Linked DNA regions of Homo sapiens: region 1 is linked to region 2. Evidence: read pairs that join two places in POLR2A ChIA-PET (ENCODE). Cell type or tissue: CD4-positive, alpha-beta T cell. All regions are shown on one strand. Each heading gives the region's core, and the rest is flanking DNA. Links, peaks and the distances in the headings are about the cores only.

Evidence for each region. Peaks named below come from ENCODE experiments on the same cell type or tissue, not always from the same donor. Only the 100,000 strongest peaks of a DNase experiment are listed, where the experiment ranks them.
Region 1: POLR2A ChIA-PET joins it to region 2 with 17 read pairs; 14 of 35 experiments call an interaction of 5 or more read pairs at or near these places.

Annotation. Positions count from the first base shown.
Region 1 is chr16:48,317,275-48,320,085 of GRCh38, reverse strand. The region is part of intron 11 of LONP2 (lon peptidase 2, peroxisomal); the gene reads right to left. Among named protein-coding and RNA genes, the nearest start is that of SIAH1, 67 kb to the left of the region's middle. RefSeq lists an enhancer at 263-885. In CD4-positive, alpha-beta T cell, for the core only: no CTCF peak of the experiment used is centred there; DNase peaks (open chromatin) are centred at 1,205 and 2,295; H3K4me3 peaks cover 723 bases; H3K27ac peaks cover 917 bases.
Region 2 is chr16:48,610,693-48,613,503 of GRCh38, reverse strand. It overlaps LOC124903687 (a long non-coding RNA gene), which reads right to left. Exons shown (of 2, transcript XR_007065063.1): 2 at 2,291-2,811. Among named protein-coding and RNA genes, the nearest start is that of N4BP1, 1.9 kb to the right of the region's middle. RefSeq lists an enhancer at 1,782-1,861. In CD4-positive, alpha-beta T cell, for the core only: no CTCF peak of the experiment used is centred there; DNase peaks (open chromatin) are centred at 253, 693 and 1,603; H3K4me3 peaks cover 1,277 bases; H3K27ac peaks cover 2,347 bases.

The DNA of each region.
Region 1 (2,811 bases), core at 66-2,565, 290 kb after region 2:
CAAGTTCAAGCGATTCTCCTGCCTCAGCCTCCCGAGTAGTTGAGATTACAGGCCCCTGCCACCATGCCTGGCTAATTTTTGTATTTCAGTAGAGATGGGGTTTCACCATCTTGGCCAGGCTGGTCTTGAACTCCTGACCTCGTGACCCACCCACCTCGCCCTCCCAAAGTGCTGGGATTAAAGGCGTGAGCCACCACGCCTGGCCAAAAAATTCTTACAGGCACACGCACAAAAAATAATCTGTGTCAGCTAGCCTTCAAGATGGTGCCCAGATATCCCATCCCCATGGAGTTAGTGCCTCCCATATCATACCAGGGTTGGGCTGTGTGACCAAGAGAATATGGCAATAGTGATGGGTATAAAAGACTGCAGTTTTGTCTTGATTCTTACTCTCCCTGCTTCTCTCACACATCATTCCCTCTGGGAGAAGCCAGCTGTCACAGCCTTGCCCTAGGGAGAGACACATTACCTCTTACCAGAGATAAGAAACTGAAGGCTCTGGCCAAGTCAGCAAGGAACTGAGGTCAGCTAACAGCCATGTCAGTGGGCTATATAATATAAAACTATATTAATTTTATATTAAAACTAATATAAAATCCAAAAGATAGGAAGATCCTGTAACAAGTAGAAGACTGTTCCAAGAAGACAAAGACAGGAATTTAGCAAAAAGTTACACAAAGCACAGAGGTTACTTTTTATTTTTTTTGAGAGAGTCTTGCTCTGTCATCCAGGCTAGAGTGCAGTGGCTTGATTTTTGGCTCACTGCGACCTCCACCTCTTGGGCTCAAGTGATTCTCCTGCCTCACCCTCCCAAGTAGCTGAGATTACAGGCACCCACCACCATGCCCAACTAATTTTTTCTATTTTTAGTAGAGACAGGGTTTCACTGTGTTGGCCAGGCTGGTCTCGAACTCCTGGCCTCAAGTGATCTGCCTGCCTCGGCCTCCCAAAGTGCCAGGATTACAGGCATTAGTCACCATGTCTGGCCACAGAGGTTACTTTCTAAACATTAAATTTAGCATTTTCTGTTAACATAAATGCACTCATGGCCGTAGACGAGAATGGATATGTTTCAGATTTGGAGAAGAATAGTCAAAAAAAAAAAAAGCTGAAAGGATCAAAAGCACTTGATTCTCTTGCAGAGCCAGCTTCCTGTTTTGGTTGAGGAAGGAGCTGCACTTAAAATAACTAGCATAAAGCATGCTTAGGGCTTGCAAAGTCAATGGCAGGAAGCCACAACAAAGAGCTCTGAAAGCAGCCCAACAGAAGGCTGATTCCTCCTGGAGAACTGCATCCTGAGAAAGGCTAAGAGAAGAGGCGCTTGCATAGTCAGTGAGTGGGAACGAACACAAGCCCATCAGCATGTGGCTCTCCTCTGTGACACTCTGACCCCTTGGCTCTAGGTATACTTGCTTACGTGGCAGGATACCTTTCTCCCACTCACCACATTCTTGCCAATAGTTAAAGGTGTGGTAAAGTGGGAGAATGAAAGTCAATGAATGAAAAGAACTAGTGCTGTAAAATTCAAATATTTTATTTTGATGAATTTTATTTTCTTTCTTTTTTTGAGGCAGAGTCTTGCTCTGTTGCCCAGGCTAGAGTGCTGTGGTGTGATCTCGGCTCACTGCAATCCCCGCCTCCCAGGTTCAAATGATCCTCCCATCTCAGCCTCCCAAGTAGCTGGGACTACAGGTGTGTGCCACCACGCCCAGCTAATTTTTGTATTTTTAGAAGAGATGGGGTTTCACCATGTTGGCCAGGCTGGTCTCAAACTCCTGACCTCAAGTGATCTGCCCTCTTCAGCCTCCCAAAGTGCTGGGATTACAGATGTTAGCCACCACACCTGGCTTTTGATGCATTTTAAATTGAGGTTGTCTGGAAAGCAAGCCCTAAGCATGCTTTATGCTAGTTATTTTAAGTGCAGCTCCTTCCTCAACCAAAACAGGAAGCTGTCCCTGCGAGAGAATCAAGTGCTTTTGATCCTTTCTGCATTTTTTTTTTTTAACTATTCTTCTCCAAATCTGAAAAACCACATCCCGGGAGTACCACATAATAAAAGGATGTATATCAAGGAATTAAGGATGTAATACCTACTTCCTTCCACTACATTAGGTTGATTTCACTGTCCCACCTAAGGCAAATACAGCAGATAAACAACAAATCTCCAAATGCAACTCACACAAAATAGGATCCATATTGAGCTACAAAAATTGTCATTGAGGGAGACAGACTTGTGGTCTAGCCAGCCAAAGCTTTGTGGTCAGCAGGGGGCTCAAGGAATCTATCATAAGAGGACAGGCCTGTCATCACTGACATCAAATCTTATTGCTTATGACTCACCACCCAACCACTAGCCTTTTCTCCAACTTACAGCTTCTCTTTTCCTACAGACTGGAAAATGGATAGCCAAGTTTATAAAGACATGTCTGTTAACCAAGTCAAACAGGCAAAGCATGGTGTTTACTGAGGAATGTTGTGAAGGGATTTATAAATCAAATCACAGTCAAAGTAGGTGGCTACTAAAGATCCTACTCAAATGAGATTTTATAATAGTCAATTATATAGGTAGAAGCCTAAAGCTACAAAACAAAAGCAATGTTTCTTCTTAGTTTTGTTGTTTTTTCCCCCTCTTTTCTTTGGGATTTGAGGTAGAATTGAGTATCACCATAATTCAGAATTGACAGAGTAGATGGTATGTTTAGAATCATAAAACATTTAGTCAAAAGTAATTCTGAAAATTAGAGGTTGTCAAAGCAACTGGGACTTCATTGGCAAAATCCCAATAAAGGAAGAAACCAAAAAGAAGGATCT
Region 2 (2,811 bases), core at 77-2,576:
GAGACAGGATATCGCTATGTTGCCCAGGCACACCTTGAACTCCTGGGCTTAAACAATCCTCCCACCCCAGGCTTCCAAGTAGCTGAGACTACAGGCACCTGCCACCACCCCCGGCTGGTTTCCTCATCTTTGAAACAGGAAGAAAAACAATAGCAACCACTGTTGGAGTTTTAGGAGACCAATAAACACTCTTTCTGCCCCTTCTGAGTTCAGAACTAAGGAAGAAAAGCAGGTAGAGATCAAAATGTCATCATCATTGCTGACAAGAGCTAGACTGGAGGATGTGGTTGAAGTGAAAATACTTTACCCCCAGTCACTAACACAGCAACTGCAGACAGCCCATTACCAGGGTACAGGGCGGTCCAACCCAGCACCCCACCTTCTCAGAAAGTTATCAGTCAGAGAAATCCTCCTCCTGCTCTGGGGAAAAGGAGAATGAAAGCTAGATAGACATGTTCCTCCACACTTGGCCCCGCTGGGGAATGGAATAGGAATCTCCTCCTGTCCTTGAAAATATGAGAAGCAAAAATAAGTGATTCTCTCAATACCATTTTATGGGCTCTTGAGGTTGTTATGAGATTAAGGAAAAACACAGCTAAAGTATCTAGAATACAGAATTCATAAGGTTTCATCTCTGGCATCGACTGTCCTGGCTGGTCAGGCCAGCCAGATAGGCAAGGCTGGTTAACCGAGGGAAGTTGTGGTTGAGTGAGAAACAGCATGAAGCAAGGAAGTTCTTGAAAGGGGATTTTTTTTTTCTCTCTCTCTTTCTCCTTGTTCCTTACACTCAGGAAACCTTGAGAGTTCCCTAAAGGGAAATGCTGATCAAATATGAACTGGCAAGTCTTTTTTTTTTTTTTTTTTCTGAGATGGAATCTTGCTCTTGTTACCCAGGCTGGAGTGCAGTGGCGCGATCTTGGCTCACTGCAACCTCCGCCTCCGGGGTCCAAGCAATTCTCCTGCCTCAGCCTCCCGAGTAGCTAGGATTACAGGCATGTGCCACCACACCCAGCTAATTTTTTATATTTTGAATAGAGACGGGGTTTCACTACGTTGGCCAGGCTGGTCTCCAACTCCTGGGCTCAAGTGATCCGCCCTCCTTGGCCTCCCAAAGTGCTGGGATTACGGGTGTGAGCCACCACACCCAGCCTGGCAAGTCTTAAATTAAAACTGGAGGAAAAACCTCCCAAAACTATGTATCTTCAATTATACACCAACCCAGTGACTTATTAGCACAGCTTCTTGGCCCAGCATTTTTTAAGGGTGTGTGTATGCACTGCTTCTGTTGGTTTTGGGTGGGATTTTTTTGGAGGGAAGTGGGGAGAGGAAGGCACTGTGGTGTGTTTTTCAAGGCAGCCTCCCTCTTCACCTCTTACAATTAAGCAATTAAGAATCGCAAGCAGGGAAGTCACTGGGAGCAAACAGGAACCAGCCCTGGGGAAAGCCCTGTCTAATCACTGAACAATAGCAATTCCGTTTAAGGTGAGTGCAATAAGGCAGGAAATAACATGCTGTGTTGACAACATGCCTTACTGATAGACTGCGGTTCTGCAAGCAATGCATCAGCAATGCCACACTCGCCACCTGACCTGCCTCAGCCAATCCCACGTCATCTACCTGATGGAGCAAGGCTGCTGGTTGTGTGGACATCAAGGGAAAAGCCCAGGGGAGCAGGAATCTGTTGATCTGTGAGCCTAGTGGTTCTCTTCCCTGTGCTGAATCACTTCTTGGTGGGGCACTGGGAGACCACACCTGAGTTTCTGAGACATATGGAAACCCCCAGAAGCCTGGATCTCTCATAGGTTTTACCTTGGGTAAATCCTCCTACAGAGACCATTCCCCCTTGGTATTTCCAACTACAGCATCTTTAGCTCCTCCTCTTTTTCCTCTAGCAGGGATGTACACAGATGGCACAGACTCCTGGGCCCACAAGTTCACTGTGGTTGCATAATCCACACAAAGATTTTCCCTGAAAATTAGGCCTTAAATATATTGCTTAAGTTAGCAATAATAATGTTCAGTGAGCACTTACAGTGTTGGGTGCTGTATTAATATTCACAATAGGAAGTACTATTATTATCTACATTTTATAGATGAAAAATTAAAACAGAGAGAGGTAATATTCCCAGAGCCCCTATCTACTATAGCCACAATATTTAGCTGAAGGAAAGGAATCCAACACTTTATCTTCCACAATCTGTTTTCATGGACTCAGAGAATATAAAGGCCTGGAAAAGGCCTTAGAGATAACTGAGTGTACTCTTTTATTTTACAGATCAGAAAACAGACCTGGAGAGGGGTTAGGGTTTATTTGCTCCAGTCCCAGGGAAGATCATGAGTGAGCCCCCAAACTCCCACTTTTCGGGCTTCTCCCATAACATATCCCCTTTCTTCCCTCACAGAAGAAATCACTCTCCTGAATTTATCTTTTTTTTTTTTTTTGAGACGGAGTTTCGCTCTTCTTGCCCAGGCTGGAGTGCAATGGCGCAATCTCGGCTCACCGCACGCAACCTCTGCCTCCAGGGTTCAAGCGATTCTCCTGCCTCAGCCTCCCTAGTAGCTGGGATTACAGGCATGTGCCACCACGCCGCGCTAATTTTTTTTTTTTTTTTTTTTTTTTTTTTTTTTTTTTTTTTTTTTTTTAGCAGAGACGGGGGTTTCTCCATTTTGGTCAGGCTGGTCTCGAACTCCGGACCTCGAGTGATCCACCCGCCTCTGCCCCCACAGACTGCTGGGATTACAGGCGTGAGCCACCGCGCCCGGCCTTCTTGAATTTATCTTAATCATTTTTTTGATTTTCAATTCTCCGTA